Regions from separate parts of the Mus musculus genome. Here all the other regions are linked to region 1. A link is a loop called in an ENCODE intact Hi-C map of the cell type or tissue named here. Cell type or tissue: heart. All regions are shown on one strand.

Region 1 (4,000 bases):
CCAGCGATGCCTGACCCCCTGAGCCCGGGACCTTCTCGAGCTGTCTTTGCACTAGAAGGAGCCACCCTCCAGAATAAAAGAACAGTAGCTGCATGCATTTAGTGGAGGCTCTCTGCTTACTTAAAATACCCTAACTCATATAGTTCCCATGAGGCAAGAACCACTTATCCAACACTCCACTCAATAAAAAGCTCTAAGCGCTTACTAGGCACCGGGCTCTACCCTGGAGGCTCAGGCTTCAACGGCAGCTACTCATCCTGACCCAGGCCCACTCCAGACCTGCTCCTGGCAGACAAAGCGGGCAGCTTTTGTACACCAGCTGCCAGGACCTCTGAAATGCCTTCCAAAAATCACCAGGGCCAAATTTCAGTCAAGGAACTCCTCTCCCAGTTCCAACCCCGCCATTCCCACTCATCACCCCTATGCCATCCTTCAACCCAATAATCTGGACATGTACTGCCACCTGGTGGTCAGAGTGGGAATGGCTCCAAACCCAGTCGCTGCCTCCTTCAATCAACAGAACTTGCTTCTTTCTAACTCACTCACCACTTAGAGGATAGGAGCTGGGGACACGGGTGTGGTCTCAAAGCAATGTCCAACAGATTCCTCTCTAGCAGCACTAGTCCAGGCAAGGTGATTTAGAAAGGGAAGCAGAATGGGAATGGTGTGTGGTGCGAGCCCCACATAGCAATGTGCTCCGTGTTTGCAGGGGAGATCACCATTGTTAGTGGCCTGCCTCTGAAAAAGTTCTCTATCCACTGTTACTTGTTATCTGTCCCAGCTGATATACCGCTATGGCTTTCTATCAAACTCTTGCCCCATCCAGAAGTGATGGGTCACCCCTGTAGTCTCCTGTGACATCACCTGTATCTTTCCTCACTTCCTGGTGAGGGATGCTGTCATTGCTCAGAGCCTTACTGCCTCTGCTCTCCTCACAGAAGGGGTTCCTCCAAGGCCAGCCCCACCTGTGCCCACCAGCACAGAGGACCCTGTGTGGACAAGCTGAAAGTGACCAAAGAGAACAGACAAATGGATGGGTGGGAGCAGCTCTCGCTTCTGAGAATGTTCTTTCCTTCTTTGGGAATTTTGGCAGTGAGCTCTGGGGTTAACCTGCCTGGGGTCAAGTTCAGACCCTGCTGTATGCTAGGCACACCTATCGTTTTGTGCCTTTGTTTCCCTCTGTGCAATCTGGGCACACAAAGGATGCTCACTGGGTTACTAGGAGATCAAATGGCTCTGTCTCTGTCTGAGGGTATTCAGGAGGCTCCCACACTCTCACTCTGCAGGACCTCACTATACCTAGGCTTACCTAGGCTTATGGGTGGCATTTTATGGACTTATTATTGAGCTGATGGTAAATCTCTTTTTTTTTAAAGATTTATTTATTTATTATATGTAAGTACACTGTAGCTGTCTTCAGACACACCAGAAGAGGGAGTCAGATCTCGTTACGGATGGTTGTGAGCCACCATGTGGTTGCTGGGATTTGAACTCCAGACCTTTGGAAGAACAGTCGGGTGCTCTTACCCACTGAGCCATCTCACCAGCCCCGGTAAATCTCTTAAATGTCTCAAAATCTGGTGTCCTTGGCTTCCTTCAGCAAATGAATCTTTCAGTGAATGCCAGGTAGGCAGGGTTTGGCCCACTTTGTGACTCTCTGGGTCCTGCAGTCTGAAGGCAGGAGAGTAGAGGGGGATCTGCTGGACCCTGACCAAGAGAGAAAGGGTGGCAGCATGGGTAGGGGGAGGTGAGAGGGGCATTCAGGGCATAGAGGTAAGGGGTTCACGCTCTAGTTGGTGGCAGTGCAGTGCCAGTTCATGAGAGAGAATGGTCGGGGTTGAGGAGAGCAGAGGAGAGGAGAGGAGAGGAGAGGAGAGGAGAGGAGAGGAGAGGAGAGGAGAGGAGAGGAGAGGAGAGGAGAGGAGAGGAGAGGAGATTATGGGAGGAAAGAAGTGGGGAGGGGAAGGGAGGAGACAGGGGAGGGTGGGGAGAGGGGGGAGATCAAAGGACAAGGCTAGAAGACAACTCTTGCTTGGGCCAACCCAAAGGACTTGTCTGATGCTGTCAGTGCCTGGAGCTGCCAGCAGGTGGCATCATAGTTGCTATGAAAAATTATAAGGTAGATTGGACTCTGCGTCCCTGCTGGGGACCTGTCAGGCTCCAGAACCCCCACTTCTAGACCTTATCTGTCTGGAATTTCCCAGCCCAGCTGGAAGACTTAGACTCCCAGTCTGTGGTCAGGATCTCTTGTGCAGTGCAGGTAGGTGACCCTCTGCCTCCCGGATGGGACAAGCATGCAGAATCTCGAAAATTAAGGGTGACTGGGATCACCACACCCTTCCCTACTCCTGGATCAAGTACTCTGGGGCCAGAGTTGCCAGCCGCCAATACCTACCCCATGCCCTTGAGTTGAGGGGCGCTGTGGATATTTGTGGGTTTCCCCATTGTAGGTGAGGCTTCTCCTCTGAGCCAACTTTCCAGGCATAAACTCCGACTCTTTTCTGACCTGCTGCTCAATGCCTTTTTGTGCTCATCTGGGTCAAGGGGAGTTGGCTTTCTATTTGATGGGGCAGGAGGTGTCAGTCTGATCAGAAAATGTCCTGGGGAGTAAGAAGCCGGCAGCCTTCCCGGGTATCAGCTCTACCAAGAGCCAGGCATTCCCAAGCCGTCCCCCTGCCATCCTGCTTCCCGGCTGTGTGGCTCTGGATCGGTCCCCGTGCCTCTCTGACAAAGGAGCAGAAGGACAGGGTGGATGGACAGACATGGAGTGTAGCAGGTGCTATGCATCGGGCTGGAGGTTGGGTGCAGGACATGAGAAGTTACTCTCAGGTACTATGCCTGGCTCCTTTTTTCCCCTCTTCCCCTCCTCAATTTTGTCTTCCTCCTTGTTTTGGTTTTAGATAGGCTTTTCCTATGATGGAGTTCAGCTGGGTCTCGAACTCACAATCCTACTGTCTGTGCCTCTAAAATGCTGGGGTGGCAGACAGACACATCATGCTCGGCTTCCCTTTGCCTTGTTTTAGTCAAAATCGAGAACCTATTGGCTGGGTCAAAGATGAAAAGCCAGGTGAGTCTGGAAGAGAAAGGCTGAGGGTCCTGAGGGATCATAAGAGCAGTCGGGTGAGGGGTGACCAGGGGAAGTCATTGTGAGGGTGACCTGTACCAGGATTGGGTGTTTTCCTGTCCTCCCCTTCCAGGTCACAAGGCAGCCCCCTGAGTTGTGACATCCAGCAGGATCATAGCCATGGCAAGACACAGATTCCAGCCCCACCAGTGCAGGCAGCTGGACTCTGGGCCTTCATCCAACCTTCAGCCTTTGCCTAAGCCTGTCTTCTGCCCTCCTGGGTCATGTCAGATGGGTGCCTGGGTACCAAGCAGACAGGTTTCCATCTATTCTCACCATCTTGACTCCTCTAGGCTCATAGGTGCCAGGCCTCTAAGATGATTTTGCTAAGTCCCCTTCCTTGGACAGCTTCTGAGGGGTTAGCTCTCATCTCCAGCTTTAGATCTAAGGGGCTCCAGGATCCAGAAAAAAAGCTTTAAATTGTATGACTGCAGAAGTTCGTCCCCAGGCTGTGGATGAGGGACCTACTGTGCTGGGTTTCCAGCTGCCTCTGAGATGGGAAAGCCTGAGTGGTCACCACAAGGGAATCTGTCTGGACTGTGAGATCTTCTGGGTACCACGGAGCTTGCTAGGAGAGAGAGCTAACTTCCACGGGATTTCTTGGGAAAAGTCATAGGCTGGCCAGAGCCATACCCACATCCTGGCCAGCAAGCAGAAAGAGAAAGTGACTGGGCATGTATGTCTCTGTGCCTTCTCTAGGCAGCCTCCCCTGACTAAAACTTTGGAAGCAGCTCTGGTCAGTACCCTTTCTCTAAGCCAGCAGAGTGGGTCCTGAAAGGCAGGCTGTCCCTCACATGTCAGACACACAGAAAATGCTTGCTTCAGCCTGTGCTCTCTGAGTGAGGTCTGGAAGAAAGGATGCCACATGTCAATAAC
Region 2 (4,000 bases), 110 kb after region 1:
CTGCCCTCCAAGGGCAGGGATTAAAGGCATGGGCCACTGTACCCAGATGGAAAGAGCTTTTTGGAGATGCCTTTCACTAGGTTCTGCACTGATGGCACAGAGCTGATCAGGCCCAGGACTTAGGATAGCTTGGCTAAACGAACACCAGCACTCTTCTAGCCTTAGGCACTACAGAAGAACCGTTGGCTTCTGAGGTGGTTTTACAGTCTTATTGCTGGTAATAAATTGAACTCAGTTACCTGTGGATACACAGTTTTCTGGAGCTGTTAGTATCAGCAAACCCAATGGCTTGGTCTGATTGGCCAACAAACCTCAGGATTCTTCCTGTCTGCCTCCCCAACCTGGGATTGTTGATGTGCACACCATGCTTAGCTTTTACATGGGTTCTGGGGATCCAACCCGGGTCTTCAAACTTGCACAGAGAGCACTTTACATAGTGAGTCATCTCTCCAGTCCTGGAGATAGTCTTTAAAGATAGAATGTGCTGGGCTGGAGAGATGGCTCAGTGGTTAAAAACACTGGCTGCTCTTCCACAGGTCCTGAGTTCAATTCTCAGCAACCACATGGTGGCTCACAACCATCTGTAATAGGATCTGATGCCCTCTTCTGGTGTGTCTGAAGACAGCTATAGTGTACTCATATAAATAATTAAAAAAAAAAAAAGATAGAGCCGGGCAGTGGTGGTGCATGCCTTTAATCCCAGCACTTGGGAGGCAGAGGCAGGCTAATTTCTGAGTTCGAGGCCAGCCTGGTCTACAGAGTGAGTTCCAGGACAGCCAGGGCTATACAGAGAAACCCTGTCTTGAAAAACAAAAACAACAACAAAAAAAAACCCCAAACACCCAAAAAACCGAAGAAACAAAAAACAAAAAAAGATAGAGTATGCTGATCTAGTAGGTCAGAGAAAGAGGGGCAGGTTCCTCCTGGTGAGCTCCCAGTTATATGGGCCTGATAGGGAGATGCTCAGCTTGGAATAAGGAAGGTCTCAGTCATAGTCATACATCAAAATCTCAACCAGGTGGAGTCAAGTGCCTACTTCCCCTAGCTTGTGATCAGGACTCCCTGACTATACAGCGTCAGCTGTAGGGATGTTGAAAGCCACAGCCTGTCTATAATGGAGCCCCTTCTCTGGGTAATGATCTGGCCAGCTCCTACAGGATATCCTAGGATGTGTTCCTGGCATCTGGGCCATTGGAGATCCTGGGAAGAGAGTGGCAGCTTTGCTTGATCTCAGGGCTTGAGGTAGGTTTAGAAGAAAGAGGGGACTTGGCAAAGATCCTAACTCGGGGCAAGGGCTTACGAACCTGACTATAAGAGGTTGGGAGTGTTGTCAGGGGACCACGAAATGTTGCCACAGATCAGCCACTACACCTACATCTGCCTTTCAGAGCCTGATTTTAGAAGGTTTTTGTCCTGTGGCTCTGACAGTCCAGGTGGCTTACCTCCCGAGAGCCAGCTTCAAGGAGTAAATGCTCCCATCTGGAGGAGGTAAGGGCACTGTGAATTCAGAGGCGTTTAGGAGGTTTTATGGGTGTGATGGTTTGTCTTGGTTATCAGCTATGGGATTTAGTATCACCATGGAAACATGGACATGCCTGTTGGGAGATTCTAGATTAGTTAATTGGGGTGGGAAGACATACTATAAATGTGAGCAGCAGTGTTCCATGGCTGTGCTGCTATACTGAATAAAAGGGAGAAAGTGAGCCAACCGCCAGCATTAATCCCTTCTGCTTCGTGATTGTGGCCAGTCCTGCTAACACGCCTTCCAGCCACAAGGGAAGGCAGCCCCCAGCTGTGAGGTGGCATCAACTTTTGTCACAGCACTGAGAAAAGTAACAAATGCAATGGACGATGCTACTCTACTGTTGGGTGTGGGGACTTTAGGTTCACAGCCAACCCTAGGGGGTCTGTCTGGCTAGTGGTTGCCAATGACATGAGCAGCCTTTGCATTCTTCACCATTCAAGAAGCCCCTGGGATTCTCTGTATCTAGACATGAGTTAAAAAAGGTACAGGCTGTGCCCTGCACTGGTAAGGGGAAAGAGAGAACTTCTCTTCCCAAAGTATGTTCCACGGCTTTTCAGATCTGTTCTCATTCAGTCCTAGATGGGGCACTTCCTACTCAAGGTGCTGCAGAATTTCCAAGTCCAGCTCTTTGAAGACGGGCTCTTGCCAGGAAATGCTGGAGCTCTGGGACCAGCTGTTACATGCACTCCATTTGTCTGTTTGCTTTGTTTCAAGCTAGGGCTCCTCTGTGTAGCCCTGAATGTCTCGGAACTCCATCTCTAGACCAGGTTAGCCTTGAACTCAGAGATCAACCTGCCTCTGGCTCCTGAGTGCTGGGATTAAAGGCGTGTGCTGCCACCACCTGGCAGTTATGTGTACTCTTAGACAAGCCTCTTTTCTTTGGGCTCTTTTTTATTGCCTGTAAGTGGCCATGAGGATGCTCCCAGGGTTCTTGGGAGAATTCAATATGAAAACACATGAGAAAAAAAAAAACCCACAGTTTTAATTTCAATTGAAAGTCTACACTTGATCTTAGCCAAAAGGCCGAGAAGCAATCATTGAAAGTCTAATAATGGAGATTACTCCTGGATGGGGGATAGTTAGGAGACAGCTCTAAAGGGTGGAGAGGGTAAAAAGATTAGATGAAAGTAGCAACTGAAAAGACAGGAGGGCCAGGGCATTTAAGAGTCTGAAGGTCCTGGCAGAGGACTCTATTGCAAAGACACTGAAGTGGTCCAAGGATCTATGGGCACACATTGTAGTGAGGCCAGTAAGCATCCTGGACCATTGATAGATGGAGTCCTGATTCTCTGTGATAAGGCTTTTTTTTCCCCCGAGACAGGGTTTCTCTGTGTAACCCTGGCTGTCCTGGAACTCACTTTGTAGACCAGGCTGGCCTGCCTCGAACTCAGAAATCTGCCTGCCTCTGCCTCCCAAGTGCTGGGATTAAAGGTGTGTGCCACCATGCTCGGCTGTTTTTTTTTTTTTTTAAAGATCTATTTATTTATTTTATGTATTCGAGTACACTGTTACTATCTTCAGACACACCAGGAGAGGGCATTGCATCGGATCCCATTACAAATGATTGTGAGCCACCATATGGTTGCTGGGAATTAAACTCAGGATCTCTAAAATAGCAGTCAGTGCTCTTAGCCACTGAGCCATCTCTCCAGCCCGAGTCCTGATTCTCAAAGGCCACATCTGGGCTCATGAACTTGGCTCACCTTCAGGTCTTTTGTATCAGGAATGGGGTCAGACTCCCATCCCTGCCCACAAGATGGACTGGCAGACAGGGTGACAAAGCCTTTCAAGCAAAAGACAAGTTCTAAGAGTTTCCATTTCCATGTCTGCAGCTGCATGTCGCCTTGTGCTCTGGCAGCCCTGGCTCATCTCATCAAGTGCAGATCAAACACGTGCCGTGTATTTCCAGGCCTCATTTTTCCTGTTCCTTAAGATCACATCTAAGAAGGAGCTACAGGATGTACATGTCCTGGTTCTCATGGGGGCATTTCACTGTTTGGGTATGTTTTGCTCAGTGTTTTAATTTTTAATTTTTTTTTCTTTTTTTGGTTTTTCGAGACAGGGTTTCTCTGTGTAGTCTTGGCTGTCCTGGAACTTACTCTGTAGACCAAGTTGGCCTTGAACTCAGAAATCTGCCTGCTTCTGCCTCCCAAGTGCTGGGATTAAAGGCATGCGCCACCACCGCCCAGCCATTCTATATAAATTTTATCTTAAAATACTTGGGAGGCAGAGACAGGTGGATCTTTTGAGTTCAAGGCCAGGCTGGTCTACAGAGTGAGTTCCAGGACAGCTGGGGGGGGGGTGTACACAGAGAATCCCTGTCTTGAAAAACCAAAACCCAAACCTAACCCAACCAAGCACCCCCACCCCCCAAACAAACAAAAAGACATAAAATGAAATTTGAAGTGAAAATGTAGATATTTCTAACCTAACTCATCATATGACCGGGTAACCAGCTTACCAACCGGGATCTAG
Region 3 (4,000 bases), 62 kb after region 1:
GTCTAGTGCTTTGGACCGAGAAAGGAAACACCTTTGACAGATTTCCAAGAACTTTCCAGGAAAACTGGGCGGGAGCTCCTAGAGTTGACCAATCGTATCGCTGGACGTGAGACGAGCATCTAGACCGACCTATTGAAGTGCAGGGACCCTGAACTGACGTGCCCGAGTGGGGCGGGACCTAGAGACTAGTAGGCAAAAGACTGGGTTGGGGACAAGTTAAGAAGGAATGTGGATGCAACTGGAGACCAGATTGTCTTCCCTCTACTTCTTTGGGGATGGGTGCGCTTATCCCCCCCCCCCTAGAACTACAGCGCGGGGGCAGGGTCGGGCCGGTCCTCTTAGCCAGCCGCTTCTAGTTTATCGGACGTTGTCTCTGGCGGCCGTGGTCTCGCTTATTGCAGGACACTGTGTGAGAAGGTGGGTGGTGTGCTGTGAGATCTGGAGAAAGACTTAGGGAGAGGCCTGGAGCCCTGAAGAGGACGGAAGAACTAAGGAGGTCCACTGTGGCCACTACAGCTAAAAGAGTTCAGGTTACATCTAATCTTTTGTAATCAAATGATCTCATCCCTTCTTTGCCTAATCTCTGAGTGGACCGACAGTTGGGGAAATTACCCTCTTGAGTCAGTAAACAGAGATAGTCAGCTCCCAGACAGCCCTGTCGATGGCTTGTTTGTTTTTGTTTTAAAATTGAATTCAGACTACCTTGGAGCTCAGTTTGTAGACCAGGCTGGCCCCAAACTTCTGAGTACAGGTTTACAATGTGAACTTATAGGCTAAGTCACCATATCTGGTTTACCAAGGAGCTGTAGGGTCTATGTGATCTCCCTCCACATCCACGGTTCAGGATATGGGGAGATAAGATCTGGAGAACCAGTACACCCACTCCTTCCACACACGTCACACCACCCACGTTCCTCAGAAAGGGTAGCTATAAGATTCTTGGCAGCGATGACAGGCTTCTGGCAGTGTCTAGAATCTGAGTATAGTGACTGGGCTTTCCCCAGCCCAGGCTAGGCTCTGGGTGCCCCACCCAAGATAGAGAGCTAAAGATAAAACCCTGTGAAAAGGAAGGAGTTCTTAGGGAAGATAAGAGATTACTCCAAGGGACTCAGTTCCCCGTAGGTGCCCTGGAGGGGAAGTTAAGTGTAACCCAAGCAGGGCTCCCAGAATACAGCAAGAAGCCAGTTTCTTGGAATATGGGTAGGATGGAGTAGGAGTACTCTGAGAACATGGGATCCCTGTATGTATGCATACTAACTCTTCAGTAGAAACTGTCTGTTGCCGCTTTGCTATGAAGATACGGGGGATTTCACAGGTGTCATGCAACAGAGCTGTGGTTTTCTTTTTATTTACTTACCCTTTCCTTTCCTTTCCTTTCCTTTCCTTTCCTTTCCTTTCCTTTCCTTTCCTTTCCTTTCCTTTCCTTTCCTTTCCTTTCCTTTCCTTTCCTTTCCTTTCCTTTCCTTTCCTTTCCTTTCCTTTCCTTTCCTTTCCTTTCCTTTCCTTTTTTTCCGAGACAGGGTTTATTTATCTTTGTAGCCTTGGCTGTCCTGGAACTCACTATGTAGACCAGGCTGGCCTTGAACTCACAGAGATCTGCCTGCCTCTGCCTCCTGAGTGCTGGGATTAAAGATGTGTGCCACCACTGCCTGGCATGATTTTCTTTTTTAAATTGTGTGTGTGTGTGTGGTGTGTGTGGTGTGTGTGTGTGTGTGCGCGCACGTGTGTGTTTTCATGTGTTTGTAGCCACAGTATTCACACAGAGTCAGAGGATAACCTGAGGGAATTGAGGGAACCACTTCTCCCAGTCCACTCTGTGGGTCCCAGGGCCCAAAGTCAGGTTGTCAGGTTAGTGGCAAGCACCTTGATCTGTGGATCTCTTTCGCTGGACCCCAGAGCTGTGATTTTGAACTTGGATCTACCCCTTTCAAGTGGGCCTACTGAACACTTACCTTGTGCCAGACACTCAGCAAATCCTAGCTTCACCTTGCCCTCACAGCTACCACAGATAATGCTGCCTTGTACGTGAGGAAACTAAGACACGGCTTCCAGTGTGCCTTGGGGAGAGAAGTGTTTGGTTCTCCAGTAGTCTTTTGTGAAGTTGACAGTGTTAGACATCCCACCTACGACGTGCTGGGAACCATGATGTGCCCTGTTTTGCCCAAGCTACCTGCCCACTTGTTTCATTCAAGTTTTGTGAATGCCTCTGGCCATTTCCTTACTACTGGCTCTATTTCCTGACTACGCCCCTTGAATGGACCCCTCCCTGACTGCTGGGCCCACACTGCCACCCAGTGGCGATCCTTCCTAAGACCTCACTAGCCAACTAGAGAATAGAGAATTCTTCCCAGTGCACTCAGGCACTTCATGAATTACTGTTGCTGCAGGACACTCCTGCCCCGTTCCCAGAATAATGATGGATCACAAGAATGCACAGCAATCTAGATAGCCTCGGTATATGGCTTCTATCCTTTCATCATGAGCAGGTTGCCTTTCATCAAAAGGCAGATGTGGTGGGGAGGAGGGAGTTCCCTCCATCAGCACTTTACTGCATCGTCTATTTGCTCACCATAAGCTACTTCAAAGGCCTCAGTCCCTGTTCCTTTGAACACCCAACTATTACTGTTACTGTTACTATTACGAAGGGCTAAGTGCCAGAGTCTGCTGTCATGAACCCAACTTGCCCAAACCCAGCATACTATGTTCTGAATCTCTACAACAGTGTGAAGGGGACATGATTCCAGATGGTTGCTACAGCATAAGCATTGAGAGGAAACTACATGTTCTGATTTTTCTGGGTCAAATGAACAGCTGGAAAAACCTCTGTTTATAATTGGTATGGGAACTATGTGTGTTTGTATAATCACAGACATTTACATTTATAATTTGATGATGATGATGATATGTGTGTGTATGCATGAGTGTGCACACAGGCATGCATGGCACAGTGTGAGTGTGAATGCAGAGGTTAGAGGGTGACTTTATAGAGTCTATTCTTTCCTTCTTTGCATAGATCCTAAGGGTTGAACCTAGATAGGTTCCTGGGCTTATGTAGGACATGAGCATTTGCTCACTGAGCCATCTCTCCAGCCTGGAAGGGCATTTTTTTAAATGGGACTACTTACTTTTTATACTTCAGTATGGTTTGAACACTTGCAACAAGCAAATTTGACCTCTTTGAATATATATTTTTTAAACTACACGCAGTGTATGGTGGCTCACACCTATAATTATAACACTGGAGAGGTTGAGGCAGGAAGGTCAGGCGTTGAAGGCTATCCTTGTCTACTCAGTGAGTTTGAGGTTAGCCTGGGCTTAAATAATCTGTGTTGCCCAGGGACAGGTCCATACAGCATTGTTCTTGATTCCTGTTGTAACTTAAAGGAAAACTCACATAATGTCTGGAGCCGTTGATGTCCTACAGGTAAAGGAAGAGGATAGTCCCAAATTCCTTGCCACGGGAACCCACTTAGATGGCACCAACCTTGACTTTCACATGGAGCAGCACATCTACAGAAGGAAAAGTGACAGTCTCTGCATCATAAATCTGAGGAGGACCTGGGAGAGGCTGGTGCTTGCAGCTCAGGCTATGGTTGCTATCAAGAACCTCGTGATGACAGCGTCATCTCCTCTAGGAACACCGGCCAGTGAGCCAGCTGGAAGTTTGCTGCTGTCACAGGCACCCTCCCACTGCTGGATGCTTCATGCCTGAGACCTTCATTATTAACCAGATCCAAGCAAGCTTCAAGGTGTCAAGGCTTCTAGTGGTGACTGATCCCAGGGCTGACCATCAGCCCCTCAGAGAGGCCTCTCAAGTCAACCTGACCACCGTGGCTCTGTGTGACAGACTCTCCTCGGCACCACGTGGACGTTGTTGCTATCCCATGCAACAACAAGGGAGCTCATTCAGTGGGTGGGTCTGATGTGGTGGATGCTGGCCTGGGAAGTTCTTCACATCTATGCTGTTATCTCTCAGGAGCGCCTGTGGAATTTACACCAG
Region 4 (4,000 bases), 450 kb after region 1:
GAGAGAGGGAGGTTTTTAGTTGAATGAAAAGTAACAAGGGTGTATTAGAAGACAAGAGACTGCGCAGCTGATGCCTTTGTGATTTGGGGAGGGGATTTTTGTTTGGGGTTTTTGTTGTTGTTTTGAGATAAATTCTCACTATGTAGTCCCTACCTGGTGTGGAACTCAATGTATAGACCAGGACTACTGGAAATTACAGAAATCCACCTGCCTCTGCCTCCCAAATGCTGGGGTTCAGGAAGTGCCACCATGCTTGTCCTCCTTGTACAGTTTTTATTGATGGGTACAAAATCTCCTTCCTAAGGGGAGGCCATAGACAAGGCCTTGAGTGTACAAGCAGTTCTCCACCTTTCATACCCACTAAGGAGGGAAAAAAATCTAAGTTTGGATTAGCCTGTGGCTAGCTCAGAGTTGTTCTGGGTAGTCTAAATTTAGGGCACACCTAAAGGTTAAAAACAACCTGCATTTACTATTGTCAGTTTTACCTTCTAGATTTCTTAGCTTCTAGATTTCTTAGGCCAGTAATAAATAAACAATAGCATATATTACTGTCAGTTTTCCTTTTGGCTTTGTTTGGGGCCAGTTTGGAGCCCTTGTTACTGAATTAGGTCTAACCTTAGATACAGCCAGCTTGTGGACCATCATCACTCACTAAAGGGCCATGAAGGCTAGCACCTGGAAATGTTTCCAGTCGTGTGTAAAATCTGTCTCCTTTTTTTTTTAAAGATTTATTAATTAATTATATGTAAGTATACTGTAGCTGTCTTCAGACACCCTAGAAGAGGGCATCAGATCTCATTACAGATGGTTGTGAGCCATCATGTGGTTGCTGGGATTTGAACTCATGACCTTCAGAAGAGCAGTCGGCACTCTTAACCCCTGAGCCATCTCTCCAGCCCCCTGTCTCCTTTTAATCGCCTTTAATTCCATGTCTACCGGAGTATTTACTTATCACTGATCGTATTTGTCACAAGGACTCAGGCATTGATATTTATATACCTTAAATAATGCCTGAAAAGTGATGCCTGCTTAGGGACTGTTCATTTTCTCTCTCTGTCTCTCTGTCTCTCTCTCTGTGTCTCTCTCTCTGTCTCTCTCTCTGTCTCTCTGTCTCTCTCTCTCTGTGTGTCTCTGTCTCTGTCTCTGTCTCTGTCTCTGTCTCTCTCTCTCTCTCTCTCTCTCTCTCTCTCTCTCTCTGCCTACCAGCCCCACCTTCGGGTTAGAAATGCTTGTATTTTCAGCACCCAGGCTTGCAGGATTGGGTCACCTCTCCCTAGCTGACTTTAGATCCTGCGCTGGCAGTTTTTTCTGCCATGCTTCCACTTGGTAGCCAGAATTGGGTTTCTGTGTCAGTAAAGGGACAGGACCCAGGAGAAAACCCAGTTCTTTCCCACTGAGATGCTTGCCATGCAAAGTGGTCTGATCTGTCAACCAGTCACTGGCTATTGATTTCAGACTTCAGAAGGATGAGTTCTTTTTCTTCTAATTATTTTGTATACAAAGAAAGACAGTATAAACATATAACATTAAGGAAGGGCTCTTTCAATGTATACAAACCTGTGAGACCCTCAGCAGACAAAATGGAAAGAGCTGATGTAGTATGTCCTGGTGGAAAGGTGCAGTGACCAGCCTGGAAAACCTTGACAAAGTGAGGAGAAGTGGGTAAGGTTACAGCAGAGCAGTCACAGGCTAATTTAATCACCTTTGGCTGTGCTCTGCTCAGATGGTTGTGAGCCATCATGTGGTTGCTGGGATTTGAACTCATGACCTTCAGAAGAGCAGTTCAGGGAGGAGGTGAATGCTGAATTGGGGCTACATGTCTTGACACTCACCAGTCCTCTAATGATGGAGGTACTCTTGGCAAACAAGGCAGTGAGTGGTCTGCTCATTCATTAATGTCTTCTTGTCACTGGTAAGTGAAGGAAAAAGCTTCCTTAAATCAGGTCTAGAGTGCAATCCTCCTCCTCACTCCTACATCATAAGATCATTGTCCTTCCTTGACACCCATTGACACCCTGTGCTATGGTTCCTGTAACTGTGGAAATCTGTAAGACCAGAGGCCTGCAAAGTACAGTCTTATTCTTGTAAGTCCGTGGCTCCCCCTGGTGATCAAAAGGCAGAATAAGCCAGTGAAATAGATGTGTAATCCAGTGGACTAGGACCCAACTTGCCTAAGGGTTTTTGGAGTGCACCTGAAGCAATTCAAAAGTCCTATGAATGGACAAGCCCTTATGGTATTTAAATGTCTTAACATTAACATCACCCTTGTCCCACCAAGGGATGGCTGCCTAGGGCAGAGACAAGTGAGTCAGCTGAATTGAAGAAAATTAATGTACAGTCATCCTTTGTTCTGTCACAAGAGGGGCACCACAGTTGGGAGGTAAGTCCTCAGCAGAGCTCCTAGACCTTCGGGAGGATGTTGCTCCATCACAGCCCCAGCGTGGATCAAGGCGTAGATGCACAGTTGGCATCATGAGCCGTGTTTTGACTGAGCTGATGTCAAAGTGATGTTTATTTTTTGACCTTTTTGGATAGTCACATTCAGAGATGTCCAAAGAGCTCAGTCTCTCAGCTGGGAAGGCAGGAGAAAAAAACAGTGGGGTTTGGAGCTTCCCCACCCCCCTTTTTTCTTTTCTTTAAACATCTATCTTCTTGAGATTATTAAAAACAAGATGAAAATCAGTAAAGCCACAAAACAAGAAGTTTAATTTCTTTAAATAACCATACTTTATACATTCCCTTATCAGTGTAGGCCATTGTAAAAGATAAGTCCTAAAGCCTGCCTAGAGGTTCTCTCAGGACTGCAACAGAAAAAGTAACAAAAATAACTGAAAAAGGATACTTGCTGGTATTTACACAGACTTTTTGGACTACAATGGACAGGAGGATTTTTCAAGGACTCATGCAGTGAGCTGGCTGAAGACCTGGGTTTGCTTTGCTTGGATATTGTTACAGTGCTGGCACCACAGGCTCAGGAAAGGCCAGGTGATGGTGGGTTTCAGGGACTCAGAGCCTGCCTAGGATCTGCAAAGACACCTGTCCGCTGAAGCCAGTGGGCTAGTCTCCACTACCCAGCTTCTCAGAGCTGAATCAGCCAGAAGCATTGGGGTCCAGATGACTTTGCCATGAAGGGACTGGTGGGTAGTCTGTTGTCTGATTCAATAAAGTATGTATTTGCAGAACTGTTCATATTACCCCATCACAGGAAAGCTAGCACATTATCTTACTGCTTCTATAGAAAGTTTTCTTAAGAACCACAGATGAGAAGATCCTCAGTGCTCTACCTCAGCTAGAGTCACTGCAGTGTCTTCATAGAAAAGGTCATGAAGCTGGGTAGTGGTAGTACACATCCTTGATCCCAGCACTTGGGAGGCAGACACAGGCAGATCTCAAGTTTGAGGCCAGCCTGGTGTACAGATCGAGTTCCAGGACAGCCAGATCTGTTAACAGAGAAACTGTCTGGAGAAAACCAACAACACAAAAAGAGCCTAGTATAAGTCCCTTAACTTCTTGATTAGTTCCATGCTTATCAAGGGAAGTAGGCAAGGGTCAAACCCGCCTATGTGCAGGGGCCTGCACTTCCAGCTAGACTGGCTTTAAGAACTGCAATAGGCAGAGCTCCAACAGATAGGCAGAACCAAGGTTCTGGGAGCCTACCATCTGGAAGGGATATGCCTAAAAGGAAGCCAGCAGAAAATAGAATCACTGGTGTTTGAAGAAGGTAAGTGTGTGTCAAGTCAGAACATTGTGATTGTTATTTCAAGTGTCTCTTGTCCTTGTTTTATGGCTCTGTCACAAGCTGGCCTTGGCTCCCACCCGGAACCTCTAGAAGATGCTAGTGTCCAGACCACACCTCTGCCCTTAGAGCACAAGGTTCAGAAACCCCAGGAACTCTGCGCCAGGCTTCAGCTCTCCTTACCCTTTCCCTCTGGGTATGATGGTAGCCTCTGTCAGCCAAGATATCAAGGACAGCTTCACCATCCAGCACTAAGTACGCTTC
Region 5 (4,000 bases), 190 kb after region 1:
TGCCCTGTGTCTTGGGAGATCCTGTAGCTTTAGATTTGTAGGACTGACCTCTTCATATACACTAGCAGTTCATAGATGGGGCAGATGTTGGGGTTGGTCAATTCAAAACCCTGGATCTGAGAGGTTTCTGAACTAGTTAGCCTGTAGTCTCTCCCTCTCTCATGCCCTTGGGGATGGCTCATCACAGTCCCTGCTACCAGGGCCAGCTCTACTCTGTTGCCCAGGTGAGGTGCAGGGCCTGTTCTCCCTAGTGTTGCCATTGTTGAGGGACGTGACCAGTTCTTCCACTCTCATGACCCCAGGGCCAGCTCTCCTGACTGCTATAGGTGGTGAGGGGTGAGGGAGAGGAGGAATGTGTCTCTCCTTTTTTCATACCACCCAGCTGGCTCTCCTGCAACCTCTACCCCTACGTCCACCTCTACTGTACTGCCCCGGCAAGCCTGCTCTCCTGACTGCTGCAGCAGGTGAGGTGCAGGACCATCTTTCCCACTCTAATGATCAAGGGAATCAGCATTCCTGTTTGCCGAAGGTGGCAAGGGGTGTGTGTGTGTGTGTGTGTGTGTGTGTGTGTGTGTGTGTGTGTATCATCTCTCCCTCTTTAACCCATGGCTGATAGGTAGGACAGTTCTCCCACACTCAAGCCCTTGAGGCAAAGCTCTCCCCACCCCCCATGCCACCAGGGTCAGCTCTGCTGTCAACCCAGGCGAGGTGTGCAGGGCCCACCATCCTGAGTGCTACAGCTGGTGAGTGGCAGAGACAGATCTCCTGCTCTCACAACTTCAGGGCCAGGCCTCCTGCTTGCCTCAGGTGTTGAGGGTGGAGGAAGGAGAAGGATATCTCTTGTCTATGCCACCACACAGTGAATGAGTGGGAGGGCCGGGTCCCCCGTGCTCATGTCTTTGAGGGCCTGGCTAGGCTTCCAATCAACTACCGCTCTGTGGAGTACTACAGTTGGCTAGGGGTAGAGTCAGCTCTCATGCCTCCAGGGCCAGCTCTCCCATGATGCCCAGCTGAGGGGTGGGCCAGTTCTATATAGCCCTTAAATAGCAACAAGCCCACCCCTAACTGGGGCAGCACAGGCCAAAACCTCACCATGATCCCAGGTGGCATCACTGGCTACTCTTCTTAGGCTGTTCCTCATTACTCTTAGTCTCTAGTTCTGCCTTTCTTTACTGTGCTTACATCCTTCTGTTTCAGTTTCTCTTCCATTCTCCACCACTTAATTGCTCCTTTAAGAGGTTTCTGGGGTCTCTGAGTGTCTGGGGTTATCTCAGGAGTGCTATGCCCCACTCATGCATTATGATGCTGGGCAGGGGTCATCTCAGGCATGGTTTGCTCCCCCAGGACTGCCGGTTGTCTCAGGCCAGCTCCCTGTTCAAGTCCAATAGCACTTGTCTGGTGGTCATCTTGGGCTTGCTCTTCACCTGGTCTGCTCAAGTGGTTCCATGGGAGAGTCATCTGTCTCAGGCTCACTCCTGCCCTGGACCCTCAGTCCCAGGAGGGGGTTCTTTTAGTCTCAGGCTTGCTCTTGGTCCTAGGAGTCTTCCAGGGCTTGGGCAGTGTGGGATTGGTGATTGCCTCAGGCTAGCTCCCTGTCTGAGTCCCCGTTGGACTGGTGATTATCTTAGGCTTGCTTTTTTCAGAGAGTGTGAGGCTACTAATCATTCAGATGTTCCTAGGTCAGAACACTGAGCTTAGAGTAACCTCTCTCCTCTCTGCCACCTACTGACTCACACGGAACACAGCAGCCACAGCTGCAAGCTTCTAGAGGCAGCTGAATGGATTTTTTTTTAATTGTTTTATTTATTTACATTCCAAATGTTGCCTCCTTTCCTGGTCCCCCCTCCAAGAGTTCTTCACTCGATCCCCCCCCCTTTAAATTTACTTTGTGTAGCTCTTTGCTAGGGTCTTTTCAGCATAAAATGTTTTATGTATTTCTTGTGTCAGTGAAGGAGTTGTAATTGTAAGACATTTTTGTAAACCTGGTTAAGAGGACACTCACTTTGCCTTTTCAGGAAAAATTCACCCCTCAATAATAAACAGTGTAGATTAAGAACATTTCTTTTTCCTTTTAGCCTAGTCTGAGCTTGGGATACCAAACAAAAGAGACATTTCAGTTTATTTTAGTCTCTCCTATCTCCTAATTTACTTTTTGTATCTTGGTTTTGGCTGAGTTTCTTTTTAAGTCTTGATCAAAAAGACAACAACAGATGGGTAGCTTTAGATAGTATTTTGTGTGAAGATTAGTTACAAGTAAAATTTAGTTGAAACATTAGAATTGTGAGAGATTTCAGTGGTGACAAGGGGTCTATGGGACTGCAGGTGGCTTAGTCAATAAAGCACTTGCCGTACAAGCACAAAGACCTGCGTTGGGATCTCCAGCCCCTATACATACAAACTTGAGGTCAGGATTACATGCCTCTAATCCTATCATTGGTGAGGCAGAGACAGGTAGAACAATGTAGCTCACTGACCAGCCTCTTTAGATGAGTTGATGAGCCCTAGGTTCAGTGAGAGACCCTGTCTCAAAAAATAAAATGGAGAGTGTTTGAGGAAGACATCCAGTGTCCACGTGCACATGCATGGCATATGTGCACACACAGACCATACGCACAAATAAGGGGTCATGGTTAAAGTCACTCATGAATAGTGTAGGCTTTAATCAATAATTGTGGACACGTTTTATAGGGAAGGAATCTTTCCTGTTTAATCTTGGGAGAGTCATTTGCTTTCCATGGAAGTAAATGGAAGCTCTTCATAGTCACCCCCTGTTTTCAGGTCTAGTGATTGTCATTTTGTTGTAAGGATAAACCTCTTTGACAGTGTATTTATCAACATCTTGTTGGTGAGGATAGAAGTATAGCTGCTAATTCATGTATAGATTTGAACCCATTTTTTTATTTTATGTCTTAACTTTTCCAAAAAGGGACTTTATATAGATCTTTGAAAGTGTGTGTTTTTGGTCTCTTAGAAATTACACTATTTATATTAAGCAATTCTGACTTAACCTATTTCACAAGCCTAGTCTTTCCTGGAGAAATTTATAGCAGTAAAAGGCAAACATAGAATCTTAGTGTTTCCTATTCCTGTCAACTGCCTCTTCTTCCATTTTTTTTTTAGTCACTGTGTATGAGAGACAGTGTAAAGACATTATACATATATTAGTTTAGACTGACCGACAGACTTGTCTTACGGATTTTATTATCTCATATCTTGCAGATTCATTCAGGTTTTTCAGCTACTATATATTTTCATGCCTAATGCAGTTTAGCCACTCTTTAGCTACTGGTCTCAGCTAGAAAAGAATAAAACCCAGTCTGAATTTTCATCAAGAAGAATAAGGAATTATGAAAAAGATAAAAGAACATTTAGTGACTCAATATGGGGAAAGAGAAGTAAAGTTATGACTTGTATATAGTTTTTCTAAAAGGAGGGGATAAAAACCTACACCACCACCATCACAACAACAACAACAACAACAACAACAACAACAACAAAACCAGTAATCAACAAACACTGATCATGATAATTCTGAACATTAGTGGCCTCAATTCCCCAGTAAAAAGACACAGACTAATAGAATGGATTCAAAACCTAGGAACTATCCTTCTTCTATATCCAAGAAACATACCTTAATAAATATAGATAGCACCTCAGGGTAATAGGATGGATAAAGATATTCCAAGCAAATAGACCCAAGGAGCTAGCTGGTGTAGCCATTTTAATATCTGACAAAATAGACTTCAGATCAAAACTACTCAAAAGAGATAGAGACTCATTAAAGGAAAAAAAACCTACCAAAAGGACATTGCAGTTCTTTTTTTTTTTTTTTCACATTGCAGTTCTTAACATCTATGCACCAAACACAAGGGCACCCATGTTTATAAAAGAAACAAAACACTACACAGTTAAATCACATATTGACCCCCACACAGTGATAGTAGGTTGTAACTTTAATTTTTTCAAAGGCTTCTTTTAATAATGGTTCTTTAATGCTTTA
Region 6 (4,000 bases), 160 kb before region 1:
TTCTCAAATGTTGCTTTCCTGTCCCCATTTTAGTGGTGGTGGACAGGAAGGAGAGACTCTTAGGCTCCCACAGGCCTGGCAGAAGACCCGGGAGTGGCATCCAAGAACAAGTCATTGCCTCTGAGTTTCTTACTGTATGTGGGGCCTCTCAGGCCAAACAAAGGTTTCCCATGGTTCAGGCTTGAAGTTGTCACACACATTTAGCACTTGTTCTTGCTTTCATAGTTGAGACCCAAGTTCTCTAAGCACAGGCTCTGAATAGCCAAACCACCATCCTGTCTGTCCCTTCCTTGGCTCCAGTTTCTGCCTTCCACTCTCAGGCTCTTATTTGGAAGAGTCCTTCTGCCCCACCCCACCCCTACCCCCTGCCAGCATACTTCTGGGCAGGGCTGAATCTGGCCTGCCACCTGTTGCTATAATTTGTCTGTAAGCCTCAAGTGGGTTTTATGGCTTGATTTATTTATTGAGACAGGATCTCTCTGTGTAGCCCTGTTTGTCCTGGAACTCCCTCTGTAGACCAAGCTGGCCTCGAACTCAGAGATCTGTGTGCCTCTGTTTCCTGAGTGCTGAGATTGAAGGAGTGGATCACCACTGCCCAGTGGGTTTTAAGGTTGGGAACTGGAGAGGCAGCTTACAGTTAAGAGCACTAACTGCTCTCCCAGAGCACTGGGTTTGACTTCCAGCACCCATGCAACAGCTCATGGGCATCTGTAACTCTACTTCCAGGGATGCAGCGTCTTCTTCTGGACTCCAGAGGTACCCAGCACAGAAAAACATCCAGGCAAAATATCCACACACATTGTATTTTTTGAAAAAAAATAAAAAAATAATTACTTTGTGTTGTAAAAATGTTATGGAATTCAAATATCAATATCTACAAATAAAACCTTATAGGCCATCAGGCATGATGGTATACACCTTTAATTCCAGTACCTGGGAGGCAGAAGTAGGCAGATCACTGTGAATTTGAGGCCAGCCTGGTTTATGTAGTGAGTTCCAGGATAGTCAGAACTATATAGAGAGACCCTGTCTCAAAAAACCAACCAATAAAAATGAAACAAATCTGCATGGGCCATTTATCAATGATTTGTGTGCAGCTGTGTTCACATGATAGTATTAGCGTGGAAAATGGATGTTTAGATCAGCAAGGCCTGAAACACTCACAGACTAGTCCTTCCCGTGAAGCTTGCTGTCCCCAGCTTCAGACCAAACCCTTTGGGAAGTCTTTCTGTGACGGTCTTTCAGTCCCCATGTCTCCCCTGCTGAGTCTGGCTTGTGTCACTATGGACAGCAAACCAGGGCAGAGGGGCAGGTGGACACTTACTGTGTAGTTGGGAGTCAGCCTTTTGATGTCATTCAAGGCCACATCGATGCCCATGACACCCAGGATTAACTGGTTCTGGACACAAAGGAATGGGAAGGTATGCTATAATGAGTCAACTCCATAGTAGAACCCCCTGGCCCAGGCCTAAGGGCTAAGCTGCTGATACGGAGAGCTGCTTTGCCAAATCTGTAGCATGCCCTAACCCTCCTCCATCCCCAGACCTGCTCCAGGCATGCCAACTCCTCCCCAGATAACCCACTGGGCAACTCACCTTCTTTTCCCCAGGGCCATCCTGTGTCAGGTTGAAAACAGGGAGAGTTCCTGTTACCACCAACCCCAGCCCCTGAAGGGAGAGAAGGATGGGGTCTCCTGTGGCCAGCCCTGTCTTCACTGTGAGTGTTCAGAGAAGGGGCCCAGCCACAGGCCACCTGTCATTTTCTTTTACTTGGTCAACACCAATAAGGGGCCCCTCGAGGGTCTTGACTGTGTGGGGACATCCTTGGGGGAAGGCCACTAGTCCCCTTTCTTTGCCCAGAAGCCTTACCAGTGCATCTTCATACACGTTTGTCCATTGCACTTGCTTGGCGTCCTTGCCTGCCAGTACCATGGGCCTACCCAGCACATCCAGGTATTCCTGGGAGAGGAGAGGCACTAAATGTCCTTCCCAACTCACTCTTCTCTCATCTGCTGCCATGGACAACAGCAGCCACCAGGGGTCGCTATCGGCCCATGGCTGGAAAGCACGCAAAGCATGCAGCCACAACCAGAGGGAAGCCAAGGCCTGGGAGGGGCCGCCTCCTCCACAACCTCACCTGTGTGTTGATGCGGATGGCTCCGATGGAAGGGATCTCAAAATAGTAACCTGCAAAGGGAGGAGATGTGGGTTTGACTGGCACAGCAAGGCCCGCAGCACAGGGGGTAATGTCGCCTGGGTACACCTGCAACACTCTGTGTATTGTGACTCTCCCCCAACTCCTTTATGCTCCCTGTCACTGCCCTGGCACTGTGACCAACGCTACAGGAGAGGATAGATTGTAGGGGTCTAAAGAAGCAGCAGAGGTGGGAGTGGTTAACAGAGACAGGGTGGAGGAAGGAGCCTCATCCGAGGACGTCAGAAACGTGAGTTTTACCCAATCAATCAACAGAGATGGATTGATCAACAAACAGACATTAGCAGAAAGGCTGGAGACAGACAGACAGGGGACATACAGCCAGATGGTCAAGCAAGACAGCCCACCAAATAGACAAAGCACCGGAAAAAGGGTATGTATGGAAGGACAGACACACAGTGCGTGAACAGACAGCTGGACACATGGATGGACAGCTAGCAGAAGGACACAGCAGGCAGAGGCTGAAACCCGATGAGGTACCTTTGTTAGTACAGGCCATCCACTGCAAGGGTGTGACATCATAGTTATGCTGTCCTACGGAGAACGTGAACACACGTACCTGCCGGGACGATGAGGTTATCACAATGGCCACCGGAGGACGACGGCCCTCTCCCGTCCTGGACCCAGCTCAGGGCAGCCACCCACCAGGGCTGAGGCTCACCGTCCGATTGGGCCAATTGTACTTTTCGAAGACATCCTGCACGCGATCCTCACCCCCATCCGTGAACATCATGATCATCTTATTGCAGTTAGCCCGCGTGATGTTGGACTAGTGGAGGATGAACACAGAGTCAGGCAATCCTTGGTCTCTCACAGGTCCAGGGTGGGGCTTCCTCCCTCACGGCAGATGGTACTGTCTGTCTAAGCTGCCTGTTTACTATTAACAAGGCAATCCATCTTCATCTTCCCATGTCACTAAGCCTGGTCCCTCGCCCACCCCTTGCTACCCATTTGCCCACCCGTGGGGCTCACATTCTGTAGCTGGTCAAAGGCATACTCAAAGCCGGCCTTGTAGCCTGTGGTGCCCTTGGCCACCATGCCCTGCACAGCTTCCTTGAACACCTTCTTGTTACGCACATTGGCCTGCACCAGGTGTGTGAAGCAAGACACAGGCTGCGCCTTCTCGTTGAACTGTGGGGACAGTGGGGGGTGGTGAGTGGCTTCAGGCTGGCCACACAGTGTGCAGCTGTTGTACAGGGCTGATGGTTGTCATGGGAGCAGGTTGGATGGGGGTGAGTGGTACCCATCCTGCCTGCCACCTTGCCACTCACTGAGGCCACGTTCACATAGTCATCATCAGAGAGCGTGTCTAGCATCTCACAGACGGACGTCTTCATCAGCTTCAGAGTCAGGCCGCTCACGCTGCCACTCCTGGAAACCAGGCATGGAGGGGGCGCATGCATGTGGGCTCTCAGGGTTTTCCCGTCCTTCCCTCATAAGGTGCCCGGGCAGAAGAGTCCAGTCCTAGCCCATCCCACCAGCCTACAAGGCTCACTCACACATCCACAATGATGACCATGTCCTTGGGTGATGAGGCCCCCTGTATATACCTGCCAGTGAGAAGACTCAGTTAAGGACGGCACCTCCGGGACCTGCGGGGTCTTCCTTCTTCCACCCACTTACTGATTCCTGTGCTTCTTTCTACTGACCACGCACTATGGGGGTTGGAATGGGCCTGGGCACTGGGAAGACCATGCTCAATAAAAAAGACAGTTTTTTTTTTCTTGTGACGTGAGTGATCTGGTTCCCTCATTAAGTAAACAAGAGGTGAGGGGGAGGGGCAGGT
Region 7 (4,000 bases), 110 kb before region 1:
TCTATAGCTTACATCTGGGCTGAGGGTCCAGTGTATAGGCTAGTTGGTGGCTAGTGCTGGTGGTTGATGGGAAGTTTGCCTTGTCTGGGCCTCAGGGGTCATGACTTGCAACCCCCTGTGTGCTATGAGCAGCGGCAGGGAAGAGCAGGCCGGATGGGAGGCAGAAGGCGGGGTGTGTGGTGAGTGAGGGGGAGCCGCAAAGCATATAATATAAACCACATCCCCACATGAGGATGCTCTCACACCTACACACACACATATATGTACATCTCCGCGAACGTATCTCTCACGTGTGCATACTCACAGTTACTCTAGCACATAGCCTCAGGCAGCTGTGCTCCTCTTGCGGGGGCTGCCCTGGGCTATTTGCAGAAACTACGGAGAGTTCTAGGAGCCCCCAGGGCTCCTCTGCCATTCAAGGCACAGAATATTGATGGAGACCGGGTAGGGAGAATGAATCTGCCCATTCCTCCTCCTTAGGAGACGCGGTCTCAGTACACACGCATGTGTTGGTGTAAATTGATGGTTAGTATGTGACATGGCTTGATATTGCCATCTGTGTGCACATGCCAGCGTGTGGGCTTGGGGCTGGGTGTGGCTGGGTCCTCTAGCTGTAGCCTGGGAGCCTGTATGTGAATCCCAGCAGCAGATTTCTGCAGACATCTTTGTTCATGCTCGGGGTCTGGGGTATGTGCATGCATACGCATGCGTTCTACACCTGAGAGTGTCTCCAAGCCTGATCTGGTCTGTGCCCCCATTCAAACAATTCCAGGAAGTCTGTACCCTAAGTTGGTACCTTCACCATTAGAGGTCATAAGCCCGCTACCCTGACAGAGCCTCGACACCAGGCTGTGCAGAAGTGGGGGCATGGGGAGACAGGAAGAACTGGTGGTGAGGGGACCATAAGGAGGTGACAGAGGCACCTGATGAGAGACAGGCAGGCAGGGAGCGATACGGTCGAGAGTGACAGAAGACGTGCAGAGATAAGGACGCTGCCATCTGACAGGAGGAAGGGCTGGAGGCTCGGTGCTGCCAGAGCTTCAGCTCTGCTGACTGCCTAGTGCCTGGCAGTGCAAGGGTTAAGGCACCACAGAAAGCAGGCTCAGGCAATCTTCTCCCGCCATCCCCATCTCTCTCTCTCTCTCTCTGCTTTCTTTTCTTTTTGTTCTTCTCTTAGAACAAAATAATTTGTATGAAGTCGCTCCTTCCTACAGAGCTGTGGCAATTAGGGGGGTGAGTGGCAGGCCTGATTGTACAGCCAGGGAGGACTGAGGTGCTGAGTGGACACCAGGGCAGGTTGTTCCATAGAACCCTTGCTCAGCCTCTGGACCAAGGCCCTCAGGGGACCAAAGGAAAGGCAAGCAGAGAATCCTGTTAGGAGGACCAAGAATCAGACAAACGAACACAATTCTGGACAAAGGACTGAGTGACAAAGCCACATGCTCTGTCCTCCCTGATATATTCATCTCAGGTTTGGAGGTTTAACATCTCACACACACACACACACACACACACACACACACACACACACACACACACACACACACACACACACACACACCCCATTCCATGCTTTGGAGCATAGTCTGGTTGTATTACTACTGCGGTCTGGGCTACACAGTTGAAGCAGCACCCAGCCGATCTGTGCCAGCAGGGGGCGCAGCTGCCTGGCTTGTCAGGGCCAAGGGATGACGTTCCAACACATTAGATTCGCTTGTCAAGGTCATTCCTAGGCTCTGAGGCTGGACTGCACAGGTTTCCCAAAGACTGCACGTCTTTTTGAAAAGCCTGGGAACCCCTTTCTAGGGCTTAGGATACACTTTGAAGTCTACGTGACTACTGGGTTGGATCCAGTAGCCAGAAAAGATCTGGTGTCAGGGCCACACTCCAAGGTCCCAACAGGTGACACAGAGCTGGGAGTCTGAGGTTCTCCTGAAGTCACCGTTTCTGAATCCCCAGTGTTTGATATATGTGTGAGAATGGGAGTCCTTGCAAGCCAAAGAACAACAGCCCAGTTCATGTCTTTGGAACCCTGTGCCCTTGCCTTTACTATCACCAAGGCTGAGAGTAGTTTCAGCCCCCACCCTGCCCCCACTCTTCTGCTAGATATGCCCGCTGAGAGCTTTCGAAAGACATCAGCTTTCATTCCTGGCTAGCCAACCTCCTTCTCCTGAGTTTTACCCAAGTCCGGCCCCACACCCTCAACTCTCTCCCTCAGCCACCCTGTCCTTTTCCCTAACACCTCACTCTCGGCCCTGGAGGTGATAACAGAGGAGCCCAGACACCAGGGAGCCACTGATAGCACACAGAGACAGCTAGCTCTTCTGCTGTCCCCCCAAGCACCATGTCTGTGTGCAGAGGACACTCAGCAAAGGCAGATGCCCGATTCCATGTTGAAGAGCAGAGCTTTGGGACATGGGTTTCATCCCTGCATGCCTCTGCCAGGCTCTCTTCCTGCTCCACTTCTTGCCAAGGACCTATCACAGGGTCCTTTTGCCGCTTGCCCTGGTGGCTGCATTTGAGGCTTCTTTGGACTATTGCTAGCAGGCCTCGAAGCCATGCTCTCCCGATTGATCTGTCTTCCTATGAGCTCTAAATCCTGCCTAGAGTGAGGAAATGGATTGTAAGGGGTTTTTGGTGTAATGAAGACAGAATCCTAGTGGCTGTTCAAGCTGCCAGCCCAGTCAGCTCCCATTCCCAAATGAAGCCCTTTAGGGACTCCTGAATGGCAGGCCCTTGGTGTCTCACACTTCCAAGATTCCTTTGGGCCTGTTCCAGCTGCTCTGTTCCCTGGAAGGGCTCTGAGCTTGGTCCTGAGCCCAAGGGAGATCCAAATGACAGTGCAGCAGGTGCCCCTACCCAGGAGATAGGTCATCTCCACATTGATGTGGTCCAGGGAGCTGATTTCCAGCATGGACCCAGGAGGGAGACCAGAGAAAGTGTGGCGCTTGGATCCTGCTAGCTAGTTTCCCACCAACACCAACCCCTAGTCTTGGGACCAACTGGGACATGGCAGAAAGGCCAGGGCACAAGGTGCAAGGCCTCAGTCACAGCAAGACCACATGCCTGCTGGTTTCCTTGTCCCAGAGAGTTATTTGGAAAAAAAACCACACGTAATAGTTCCCATGGCAACGCTGCCTCAGTGGTCCTCACCTTTATCCAGATAGCTGGTTTGATTTGAACAAAGGCACCAGTGGGTACCCAAGCTGCTGCAACTCTAAGCCATCCATGTTAGTAGAGCAAAGAGACTTCACCCCACAGGGGATGGAAGAAAGATGCTGGAACAGGGAGGCAGACAGAGTCATGTAGGCACGTGGGGGAGGGAAGGAGACAGTGGCAGAGGGCCTGAGGAACAGCAGGGACGGTTAAGGCAGAAGGAACAATTTATGGGGTTGTACGGAGTCCCTCATATCATGAGCCTCTACCATCCTTTACCATGTACTTTCAAACCACTATTTTTAAAAATGTGTAGGTGTGTGCATGTGGAGGCCAGAGGCCAACACCAGGTGGCACCTTCAGTGACTCTCCACCTCATGTGGAGGTGGGGGATGTCTCTCACTGAACCTGGAGCTCACTGATTTGACTATAGACTGGCTGGCCAGCAAGTCCCAGGGGTCCTCCCATCTCTACAAGTGTCCCCAGTGTTTACGAAGGTGCTAGAGTTTCACTTCAGATGCTTGTGCTTATGAGACATCGTCTCAGTTCCTACCTATAGTCGTGACTCAGTAGGGCTACCTTCTTCCCTTTAGGGCACTCATGCTAGCTCTGTGGTCCCTTTAGGGGTTCCAAACCCTCTGCTCAACCTCTTGCTTCCCAGGGCAGCTACATAAACAAGAAGTGAACCTGTAGACCCTTGGATGGGAAACTTGAACACCCGCAGGACAGAAAGAGTCAGCCTCATCCCCAAACGCCAGGGACATTCAAAAAGCTGCCACAGGCGACAAAAGACCTCAGGACAAGTATCATGGACAGACCCCATCAGGGGTACTATATAAAGTCC

The links. Hi-C counts contacts between places; a loop is a spot of excess contacts. Peaks named below come from ENCODE experiments on the same cell type or tissue, not always from the same donor. Only the 100,000 strongest peaks of a DNase experiment are listed, where the experiment ranks them.
Region 2: a loop joins it to region 1, with 2.2 times the contacts of the local background. A loop is called at or near these places in 5 of 42 quality-filtered maps.
Region 3: it touches region 1 in a loop (9-fold over the local background); 20 of 42 quality-filtered maps call a loop at or near these places.
Region 4: it touches region 1 in a loop (4-fold over the local background); 10 of 42 quality-filtered maps call a loop at or near these places.
Region 5: a loop joins it to region 1, with 2.6 times the contacts of the local background. A loop is called at or near these places in 4 of 42 quality-filtered maps.
Region 6: it touches region 1 in a loop (6-fold over the local background); 39 of 42 quality-filtered maps call a loop at or near these places.
Region 7: it touches region 1 in a loop (4-fold over the local background); 21 of 42 quality-filtered maps call a loop at or near these places.

What each region holds. Positions count from the first base shown.
Region 1 is chr9:107,354,284-107,358,283 of GRCm38, reverse strand. No RefSeq gene overlaps it. Among named protein-coding and RNA genes, the nearest start is that of 4930429P21Rik, 2.2 kb to the right of the region's middle. In heart, a CTCF peak has its summit at 2,084 (motif pointing right); no DNase peak of the experiment used is centred here; H3K27me3 peaks cover 1,313 bases.
Region 2 is chr9:107,244,728-107,248,727 of GRCm38, reverse strand. It overlaps the pseudogene Gm51734. Among named protein-coding and RNA genes, the nearest start is that of Dock3, 15 kb to the right of the region's middle. In heart, a CTCF peak has its summit at 2,365 (motif pointing left); no DNase peak of the experiment used is centred here; H3K27me3 peaks cover 280 bases.
Region 3 is chr9:107,292,721-107,296,720 of GRCm38, reverse strand. It overlaps Cish (cytokine inducible SH2-containing protein), which reads right to left and starts at 62. Exons shown (of 3, transcript NM_009895.4): 1 at 1-62. It also overlaps the pseudogene Gm17040. In heart, a CTCF peak has its summit at 2,293 (motif pointing left); DNase peaks (open chromatin) are centred at 20, 956 and 2,260; H3K4me3 peaks cover 1,031 bases; H3K27ac peaks cover 709 bases; H3K27me3 peaks cover 591 bases.
Region 4 is chr9:106,902,025-106,906,024 of GRCm38, reverse strand. The region is part of intron 49 of Dock3 (dedicator of cyto-kinesis 3); the gene reads left to right. Among named protein-coding and RNA genes, the nearest start is that of Manf, 12 kb to the right of the region's middle. In heart, a CTCF peak has its summit at 2,115 (motif pointing left); no DNase peak of the experiment used is centred here.
Region 5 is chr9:107,162,752-107,166,751 of GRCm38, reverse strand. The region is part of intron 2 of Dock3 (dedicator of cyto-kinesis 3); the gene reads left to right. Gm23595 (a small nucleolar RNA gene) reads right to left here and starts at 1,775; the gene lies at 1,646-1,775. In heart, a CTCF peak has its summit at 1,743 (motif pointing left); no DNase peak of the experiment used is centred here; H3K27me3 peaks cover 310 bases.
Region 6 is chr9:107,512,818-107,516,817 of GRCm38, reverse strand. It overlaps Cacna2d2 (calcium channel, voltage-dependent, alpha 2/delta subunit 2), which reads right to left. Exons shown (of 38, transcript NM_001174049.1): 9 at 3,714-3,764; 10 at 3,486-3,585; 11 at 3,187-3,345; 12 at 2,876-2,983; 13 at 2,695-2,773; 14 at 2,137-2,186; 15 at 1,869-1,958; 16 at 1,596-1,667; 17 at 1,325-1,399. Among named protein-coding and RNA genes, the nearest start is that of Tmem115, 19 kb to the left of the region's middle. In heart, a CTCF peak has its summit at 2,033 (motif pointing right); a DNase peak (open chromatin) is centred at 2,147; H3K27me3 peaks cover 601 bases.
Region 7 is chr9:107,461,368-107,465,367 of GRCm38, reverse strand. All of the region lies in intron 2 of Cacna2d2 (calcium channel, voltage-dependent, alpha 2/delta subunit 2), which reads right to left. Among named protein-coding and RNA genes, the nearest start is that of Gm34037, 27 kb to the left of the region's middle. In heart, a CTCF peak has its summit at 1,671 (motif pointing right); a DNase peak (open chromatin) is centred at 1,667; H3K4me3 peaks cover 1,131 bases; H3K27ac peaks cover 4,000 bases.